Linked DNA regions of Homo sapiens: regions 2 and 3 are each linked to region 1. The links are chromatin contacts, found by Hi-C or POLR2A ChIA-PET in ENCODE. All regions are on one chromosome and are shown on one strand. The core of a region is the stretch at or near the end of the contact, and the rest is flanking DNA. Distances in the headings are between cores, read along the strand shown.

Evidence for each region. A loop is a pair of places that touch in the nucleus more often than their neighbours do. ChIA-PET counts read pairs that join two places held with the same protein, here RNA polymerase II (POLR2A). Pooled maps may share reads with other maps.
Region 2: a pooled map shows a loop between it and region 1 (6-fold over the local background). The contact joins the promoter of TTC39C here to the promoter of RBBP8 in region 1. A Hi-C loop is called at or near these places in 3 of 37 single-sample maps with no recorded cell type and 9 of 50 pooled maps.
Region 3: a loop to region 1 is called in a map of naive thymus-derived CD4-positive, alpha-beta T cell, with 7 times the contacts of the local background. The contact joins the enhancer-like site here to the promoter of RBBP8 in region 1. A Hi-C loop is called at or near these places in 1 of 168 maps with a recorded cell type or tissue (naive thymus-derived CD4-positive, alpha-beta T cell). POLR2A ChIA-PET finds 5 or more read pairs at or near these places in 2 of 52 experiments (PC-3 and activated CD4-positive, alpha-beta T cell).

Annotation. Positions count from the first base shown.
Region 1 is chr18:22,931,623-22,934,789 of GRCh38, forward strand. It overlaps RBBP8 (RB binding protein 8, endonuclease), which reads left to right and starts at 1,706. Exons shown (of 19, transcript NM_002894.3): 1 at 1,706-1,942. It overlaps RBBP8-AS1 (RBBP8 antisense RNA 1), which reads right to left and starts at 2,142. Exons shown (of 5, transcript NR_198963.1): 1 at 1,966-2,142. It overlaps MIR4741 (microRNA 4741), which reads left to right and starts at 1,727; the gene lies at 1,727-1,816. RefSeq lists enhancers at 1,436-2,276, 1,960-2,089, 2,450-2,499 and a silencer at 1,750-1,829.
Region 2 is chr18:24,012,862-24,016,107 of GRCh38, forward strand. TTC39C (tetratricopeptide repeat domain 39C) reads left to right here and starts at 1,893. Exons shown (of 14, transcript NM_001135993.2): 1 at 1,893-2,177. The coding sequence starts at 2,011. It overlaps TTC39C-AS1 (TTC39C antisense RNA 1), which reads right to left and starts at 2,599. Exons shown (of 6, transcript NR_110796.1): 1 at 2,443-2,599; 2 at 56-180. RefSeq lists silencers at 1,130-2,049, 2,130-2,309.
Region 3 is chr18:24,074,662-24,077,656 of GRCh38, forward strand. The region is part of intron 4 of TTC39C (tetratricopeptide repeat domain 39C); the gene reads left to right. Among named protein-coding and RNA genes, the nearest start is that of TTC39C-AS1, 61 kb to the left of the region's middle. RefSeq lists an enhancer at 1,584-1,878. Within about 2 kb of position 1,415, at least 16 of the 41 ENCODE cell types and tissues checked have a DNase peak (open chromatin) inside an H3K27ac peak, as active enhancers do.

The DNA.
Region 1 (3,167 bases), core at 456-2,955:
ATACTAAGCAGTTTACATATATTCATTTAATCTTAATACCCTGTGAGGTTGGTACTATTATTATCCTCAATTTACAGGTAGGTAAAATGGGACAGCGAGCTTAAGCAGTCAGTCCAAAGTCACTCAGTAAGGAAGTATTAGAGCAGGATTTAAACCCAGATGTCTGACTTCAGAGCCTGTAACTTCATTAGATCATGTACCATTTTTCAACAGTACATGTATGTAATTTAAAATTAAATATATATATGGAGAATAGAAGTTCAAATTTTTTTCTGAACACCAGTGAAAACAAAGATTTAGGAGGGGTGGTTGGTAGCGTGGATGTGGAAAGGAGCCTAGCAGTAGACTAGGTAAGAAATAACAGTATCTTGGATTATGGAGGTAGTGATGGAGAGAAGGGGATGGATTTACATGTTTAGTAAGTAAAATTGGACTGCGTGATGGCTTGGATATGGAAGTTAGGGATGAATAAAGTGTCAAGGATGACTCTTTGGTTTCTGACTTGCATAAATGGATTAGAGAGTGAGACACAGGCAGAGGCCATAGGAACAGGTTGGGTCATTCTGCTCAGTTTTTCTTTGGACCACAGTAGAGACCACAGCACACTGCTCTTTCAATACTCTGTTAAATGACAAACTTATTACAGGTTATTTCTGTCATAAACATAAAAGCTTCACTCTGTCAATTATGTTTCCTATCTTGCGTTAAAAATTACATAGTCAAAATTTCATCCATTTTCTTTTAAAAATGTGGAGTTAAGTCTTATAAAATGGGGAAGTGAATGATAGTTGCTGTAACAGGCTAATAGAAGGTTTAGCACCCCTCTTCTGTATACTAACTTTTTAAGTTATATTTATTCATCCCTTAAGATGTGGGACAGGTGGAAAAATTACCTTTCCACTTTGTATTTATGATTTCTAAGTACTAAACTTTTAAAGCCTGTTAATATTATCCCTTCCCAGGTCTTAGAATAATTACACAAAAGTACTGGACTGGTTTAAAAGATATTTGATTCTAGTCTATTTTGTTCATTTGTAGAATTTCTAGTGGTCTAAAAACGATTCTTTTACAAATCAGGAGAAATAGGAATACCTACTATCGGTTTGAATCTCAAACGAACAGCCACAAGAAAAATGGACTTTTTAAAAAAAATTATCTAACAGCATGTTGTCCCAATAAATAATGCTGAAGGAGATTCCTTCTCGTTTCAAATTTGCCAGAAACTTCCCGTTTAACCTCAGCAAAATACAGATCGTTTTGATCTATGGCGTTACCGCACAACCCTGTCAGGTCACATCACTAAACTGCAGATAACAGCGACAAGGCCGAAAACTATGTTAGACGGATCCGCGTCCATACCCCCCATCAGTTAATTTTAACTCTTCATTCGGTACAGGTCACTCTACACATGCTTCCCTGCAAAATGCTTAAGCTAGACACAGTGTACAGATAACTTTCACAGAACCGCAAGGGCTTGATGCTCCCCCAACAGAACGGCTTGAGCTTTCCCCAGCGCAATTCAGAAATGCTGTGGCGGTCGCCAGACTCTTCGGGTAGCTCCCGGCAGCTCCGAGGTAGCGCTCCCCTCCCCAACCATCGCCCTCCGGGATGGGCCGCACCGAAGAGCCCGCTCCTCAGCTAGGGCACGAAGTGCGCCGCCGCGATGGGCAGCTGGAGGAAGGGGCGTGACGCAAGTGGAACTCCCGCGTGACGTCGCGCGGGCTCCCGGGCGGGGCGGGTCCGGCCGCCTCCGAGCCCGGCCGGCAGCCCCCGGCCTTAAAGCGCGGGCTGTCCGGAGGGGTCGGCTTTCCCACCGAGGATTTGGCACTCTGGTGAGGGAAAAGGGCGAAAGAGAAAAGCGAGCAGCCGTCCTTTCACAGCCTCAGAAAGTGCTCGCTTCCCTTCGGGGGCTTTCGCGAATCCCGAGGCAATCTCGGAGGCGGTGAGTAAAAGCAATCTCTTTACCCCACCCGGAGCTCTGGGTCGGAGCGACTGCTTCTGGTCTGGAGCTGCGTGCTTGGCGAAGGGCTCCCGGGGTAGGGGTGGCTCCCGGCTCTGGGGTTGTGTCTGATGAAATAGGCCGGGCCCGGGCTACACTCGGTGGTGGTGGACCGGCGGGAGGACGAGCGCTACCTCAGTACTACTTCTGGGTCTCCCGCGCGGGCTGAGGAAGCGCCTTTCGCCGCCAAGCCCGCCCCGCGCATGCGCCGACTGCGGCTCGCGCGCGCGCTTCGGAGGTTTTTTGGCCAGACCCGCACGCGGAACCGGCGCGGGCACCTGGGGAGAAATGGATGGAGAAGGGACCTGGCTGGAAAGCCTTTGCCCCGCTGCTCTGCTCCGCCCATAAGAGGACCCCTGAAATGTCCCGTGCAGTTTGTTCAAGTCCCCTGTGTGATGAAATGTGCCTCTCGCCTTACCCGTGTGAGAATACCTGTGGTGTGGCAGCGAGTATTTTGGTGAGCACCTGCAGTGTAGTGGTTTATACTAAGGAATACACACAAATTACAGGCCTTTGAGCCCAGAATGCAACTTGGGAGGTAAGACGTGACGTTCTGAGAGATTGAAAAATGTACATTGTCGTCGTGCCTCGAATAACGGTTCATTGCAGAGAGAGATGCTAACAAAAAGTGCCGGGCATGCGGGTAGGTGGAAAGGGTTTTGCGAGCCAGAATTTGCAAGTTGAATGTTTTGTTTTTATGTTTTGTTTTTAAGGCACTGTACATCACTTACTTGAAGATAGATACGTAAAGGATGCTTATTTTACACTCTTTAAACGAATATGTTAATACTTTTTCGGTCATTGAAGTAATTAAACCTTCATTTTAAACTGTTGACTTAATAGAAATCGTTTATGTCTTCTTTTTTTTTCTTTTTGCTGCAGAGAGGTATTTTTTCTTTATTTTATTATTATTTTTTATACTTTAAGTTCTAGGGTACATATGCACGACGTGCAGGTTTGTTACATATGCATACATGTGCCATGTTGGTGTGCTGCACCCATTAACTCGTCATTTACTTTAGGTATATCTCCTAATCCTATCCCTCCCCCCACCCCACGGCAGGCCCCGGTGTGTGACGTTCCCCTTCCTGTGTCCAGGTGTTCTCATTGTTCAGTTCCCACCTATGATTGAGAACATGCGGGCTACAGAGAGGTATTTTACAGTTAT
Region 2 (3,246 bases), core at 643-3,142, 1.1 Mb after region 1:
CACACACACACACACACACACACACGCATAAATTTATTTAAAAACATACAAGCACCTCTGTAACTTGGGATCTGGCATTCAGTGCTGCCTCAGTGGGGTGCATAACCCTCAACATCCATTCTCATGATTGATGCCATGCAGGCTCCAGGGAACGCTTCTTCTCATCTTTAGCTCAGTGCCCTAAAAACAAAAGGTTACAGCCTCTCAGTGCCATGAAGGATGGTGACACTGCTGATGTTTGAGACTAACATTATGTTAAATCCAAGAAAACCTAGATTTTCTTTTAAAGGTCAGCTTGTCAAATCCTTCTTCTCAGACAGCATGAATGCAGTGACTCCTGCATTACAACGTACTGTTTCCCAAGGATGTGAATCGTCCATTTTCTTGCTTCTGTCAGTGTTCCAGTTTGTGGTTCCAGATGTACTCAAGAATTAGCATGGCTTTGCAACAGTTACACATGACACTTAAGGAGTGGCAGTAATTCTTATTACTCTAAAATTTCTATTTATAAAAGTTGAAAATCCTGTATGGATTTAGATATTCTTATAAGGGATGGTACAATTTACAAAATAAGTAAAAGCAACTTACATGACAAAATTATTTTGCATTTTTCTGTAATAACTTATTATATTGGTCCCATGATAATGGATGACATAATGTTTAAAATTCAGGAGTTATTTCTAAACCTGAGGATTGCTTTCATTTAAAAAAAATTCTGTTATAAATGTTTCAGCAAAGTTTCTTCAAGTTGAAATTAATAAACTACACTCTAAAAACGACAGCGACTCAAGGAAGGTTGTCCAATTTGGCATTAGAGCATAATCTTGATTGCAACACTACATTAAGGGATTTTGCTAAATTAGAGAAAAATAAATTTGTGGAAAAAACATAAAGATGATTTATGAATTGCTTGTCTCTAGAATATTAGGCATCCAGATATCACCAGCCCATCATCAGAACAGTGAGACTTCTGTGATAATGGTTAAATTCAGTCACTTTTGATGTTTTGCTGACATTTGGTCATATGAACGCCAAAGCTTTGCAAGAATAATTGGCAGTGTGAGAATAGAACACACTTTGGCAGCTGAATTTATAACTTTTAAATATTTGGGCACATGGCATATAGGCCTCCATTTCTCCTCCTGCCCCACTGCGCAAATGTTGGTGGCGGGCTGGAGTGGGTGGTACCGGGATCCGAGGGGCTCTGCCTTGCAGTCCCGCAGCGCGGGGCTCCGGGGAGCTGCGGGGCAGGTGCCAGAGACCCCGCCCCCGCCGCCCACCTCCTCGGGAATTGGCTGCCCTGGTCCTAGGGGGCGGCCCCAGGGTCGGGATGAAGTCTGGGGTCGCGGGCGCGGGCTGCGTGGGGTTTCAGTTACTCGTGGAGTTTCAGTTACTCGTGGACAAAGCGCCGCGCGCTAGCATAGCGGCCCGGGCGGAGTTCCCCTTCCCTTTCCCTTTCCTTCCACATCCGCACGCTCGTTCTCCCTCCGCGCCTTGCCCTCCTCCCGACTCCTGGGTCCGGCCCCTTCGGGGGAGGGTGGGGCGCTCGGGTCTCCGGGTCTCGCGTGCGTGTGTCCGAGCAGTCCTGGGCGGTGGGCGAAGGCGCGGCTTGGGGACCCGGGAGGGGCCGGGGCGCGGGGGCTGCAGGAAGTGGAGGCGGCCGCCGCTCGGGGACCGGCTTGGCGGGGTGAGAGACACCCGGAAACGGATTCCGCTTCGGGGCCCGCGCGAGTTGGGTGCTTCGGAGGGCGCGAGAGGAGCGGGCGGGTGCTGCTGAGTAATCCCCGCGGCGGCGGCCGGACGCCCACCTCCCACGCCGCGCCGCAGCCGGGCCGCGGCTCCTCCCTCCGCGGTCCTTCCCTCCTCTTCCCTCCCGTCTTCTCCCCTCCCCTCCCCTCCCCTCCCGGCTCCGCTTGGCTCCGGGCAGGTAGAGCCGGGCTCCGGGCGCGCGCGGGGCCGCAGCAGCTGCTCCCGATCTCGCCTCGGCCCAGCGCAGGGCCTCGCACGCCCATGGCCGGCTCGGAGCAGCAGCGGCCGCGGCGGCGGGACGACGGAGACTCGGACGCGGCAGCGGCGGCGGCGGCGCCCCTGCAGGACGCGGAGCTGGCCCTGGCCGGCATCAACATGCTGCTCAACAACGGCTTCAGGGAGTCGGACCAGCTTTTCAAACAATACAGGTGACCCACGCGTCCCCGATTCCCCAACCCTGCAGCGCGCACCTCGTGTCCGGCTCACGCGCCTCGACCTGCGGCCCCCGGGAGCCCCCTCCCCCTCCTGTCGGTCACCGATTCCGGTCCTCAGGTCTCCTCCCTGGCAAGATCAGCCAGAGGGAATGCGCCTCTGCCACATCTCCTCGTCCACCCCCTACCCCCGGCTCCGTTGTCCTTTCCCTCCCGGGACCCGCCGCGCGCCCGCCCCGCGCGCCCGCAGTCCCCCTCTCACTTTCTCCCAGCCTCGCCCTCCCACAGACGTGCCCGGTGCCGGTAGGCTCCTCTCTGCAGGGCAGCTGGCTTTGGGACCGGATGAGATTTGAGGCAGCAGCGAGCCTGGGACCCGGGCTTGTCGTGACTCTGGCTCGCGTGCTGCCCCGGCAGCCTTTGTGACACGGAGCCCTCCGGCTGCCTGCTCCTCGCGCCTCGCATGGCTCTGCAACATTGTGCAATTCCAGACGCTTTTATTGTTTGAAAACAGATACGCACAATTGCTTTGCCGTGCAGGAATTTAAAAATTTCAGCTCAACTCTGCCCACTCATCTCTCTGCCTTGTCTTCTGCAAACTCAGTCCTCAAAATGAGTTCCTGATGTCTTTCAAGCAGGCGTTATTTATTAAGAATTTTTCCAACGTAAATAAAGGAAGGAAGAAAATGGAGGGATTTTTAAAAAGTATGAGAATGGTAGGAAAACACGTGTGTTCAGTTAATTTTTTATTTGTCTTTTAAAAAATAAAGCGAAAGAACTGAAACCTGGTAGTTTTCCTGTGGGAGTGGAAGGAACCTTCATTTCTTTGGGGACCTGGAGTGTTTGTTCTCGGGTTGAGGAAGCAAGTTTGTGATTTGCCGTCTGATTGTTGACGAGCCTTAAGGACGTTGATTAGCAGCTTTCCCCAACACGTTTAAGGACCACATGCTTCACGCTATGGAGACCCTGTAGTTTGGTTGGAATGAGAGGACCAATGTACAACTGTGACCGGGAGACAGAGTCTGTAAGAATGAGAATGCCTAAAGTCTCAGACCTCAGAGAATGGTGG
Region 3 (2,995 bases), core at 165-2,664, 1.1 Mb after region 1:
AGAGGATGTGGAGAAATAGGAACACTTTTACACTGTTGGTGGGACGGTAAACTAGTTCAACCATTGTGGAAGACAGTGTGGCGACTCCTCAGGGATCTAGAACTAGAAATACCATTTGACCTAGCCATCTCATTACTGGGTATATACCCAGAGGATTATAAATCATGCTGCTATAAAGACACATGCACATGTATGTTTATTGCGGCACTATTCACAATAGCAAAGACTTGGAACCAACCCAAATATCCATCAATGATAGACTGGATAAAGAAAATGTGGCACATATACACCATGGAATACTATGCAGCCATAAAAAAGGATGAGTTCATGTCCTTTGTAGGGACATGGATGAAGCTGGAAACCATCATTCTGAGCAAACTATTGTAAGGACAGAAAACTAAACACGCATGTTCTCACTTATAGGTTAGAATTGAACAATGAGAACACTTGGACACAGGGTGGGGAACATCACACACCGGGGCCTGTCGTGGGGTGGGGGGAGTGGGGAGGGTTGGCATTAAGAGAAATACCTAATGTAAATGACAAGTTAATGGGTGCAGCACACCAACATGGCACATGTATACATACGTAACAAACCTGCACATTGTGCACATGTACGCTAGAACTTAAAGTATAATTAAAAAAAAAAAAGTCTGTTGGTGAAGGTTGAAGATAACGAGGCAGTGGGCTGACTGGTGAAAACTAAATCATCTTTTGTCCTTCAAAGTCTTGGGCCAGGAACAGTGGCTCACACCTGTGCACGGTGGCTCCTAGCACTTTGGGAGGCCGAAGTGGGTGGATTGCTTGAGTCTAGGAGTTTGAGACCAGCCTGGGCAACATGGCAAAACCCATCTCTACTAAAAATACAAAAAATCAGCCAGGCTTGGTGGCGTGTGCCTGTAGTCCCAGCTACTCAGGAGGCTGAGGTGGAAGAATCACCTGAGCTTGGGAGGTCGGGGCTGCAGTAAGGTGAGATAGTGCCACTGCACTGCAGCCTGAGCAATCCAAGTGAGACCTTGTCTCAAAAAAAAAAAAAAAAAAACAAAAAAAAAACCTCTATTATTTGAGACACAAGAAAGGCAAGCCTGAATTGCCATGGGTTAACCAGCCTCCTTCCGGGACAGTTGGACAGACAGGCTTTAATAGATGCTTGCACCAGATACAGTCCCCCTGAAAAATTACAAAATTTATCCAAGATCAATTTCATGTAACTTGATATTCCCATTTTGCAAGCAGCTCTTGCCCTTTCCCAGGGAAGACTTCTGTCCCCGTATGGGGCAGGGTTTCCTCTCGCCCCCTCCATCTCTCAGCTAGTTGTTGCCTGGTCCTCATAAGGTGGGACAGATTGTCTGTTGCCCAGGCTGGAGTGCAGTGGCACAATCTTGGGTCACTACAACCTCCACCTCCTGGTTTCATGCTATTCTCCTGCCTCAGCCTCCTGAGTAGCTGGAACTACAGGCACCTGCCACCAAGCCCGGCTAATTTTTTTGTATTTTTTAGTAGAGACAGGGTTTCACCATGTTGGCCAGGCTGGTTTTGAACTCCTGACCTCAAGTGATCTGCCTGCCTCAGCCTCCAAAAGTGCTGGGATTACAGGCATGAGCCACCGCGCCCGGCCTGCTCTGTGGTTTTTCTGCTGTCTCCACCTCCCTCCACAGACACAGCGATAACGACAGCTGAATGATTCATACTTGACCTTTCAGAGCAGCCAGATGAAAGGCTGTGCAGGGTGTATGGCTCTTAAATAGCGTGTTCTCTGCTTGTTGGGAAGACATGCACTCAGCTGCTGTGTCCTCTCATGGAGCTGCTGGAGCGGCCCCTGTAGGAGCCACAGTGCAGAGCGTCCTGTTCTCGGTGCTGCATTCTCCCCCAGCCTCTGCCTCCTCCTGCTTGGCCTGGCTGTGGCTGGAATTTTTGCTTTACAGAGTGTGGGATGGAGAGTAGGGCAAGTCCCGAGAACCTGTTTCAGTGCCAAGTTGGACGCAGAATGTAGTAAAAGCAACATGGCCTCTCTCGACATGAGCATTAAGTTTGTTTTGACATACATCAGTTTATCATCTTTGACTCAGTCAAAAACGTTGGGTTCTGTTTCCTTGGCTCAAATTAAGGACCTTACAGCTTGTTACCATAGACTTTAACATGTGCCTTCAGACATTGGCACCCATCTTAGGCACAAAATTAAAGACGGATTGAATTCATTGTATTCTTATTCTAGAAGAGTGGGGTTTTCACCGTGGAGGTTTCTGTTGTGTTTTATTGATTTAGTTCCACGTACTCAGGATTGGATGGATTCTTAACGTTTGTTTCCAGTTCTACCATCCATTTCTGTAGCTCCTCACCTGAGGTCAGAATTGTTAGCATTCATGTCTATAATCCTGGTCCCTTCGACGTCACGTTGAGAGATGCCGTTTCTCCGGGAGCAGGTGTTCACTCCTCTGTTGGGCTTGCACCCTTTTGTCCCGGTGTGTCCCCTGCTTCACTCTGCCTCCAAGCCGCTCGCCCATCTGCTCCTTCCTACTGGCATTCCTGCTGCTCTCTCCTGGGGTGTTCCCTTTCCCTTAGTGCAAGCTTCACTTCCTTTAATAAAGCTGAGGTAGCCTGGAAAATACAGGATAAAATGGAGTTAAATTTATCCCTCCAAATTTCCAGTTAAGAATGGGTAGGAGTAAAGTGTTCTTCCGAAATCCTGCAGTAACTATTTTGCACTCTCTAATTTATTTATGTGTTTACTACATGGAAAACTATTTAGTGACAGAAAAAGGAGATAAAAAAGAACAATTCACTCATCATCTCAGCGTTGTTTGTTTTCACTCTTTCTGTATGTGACCCAATAGAGCATTTAAATATGTATGTTAAGTTGCATGCTTATTTTTTCCTTTGTTTATTTTCTTTTCTAATTTTATTGTGGGCATTAGGCGGGATTGGACAATGTTTTATAGTTCTTTGGCGTTCCTCAGGTGGCAAGCACAGTGCCAGGCACATAATAGAAACAGTC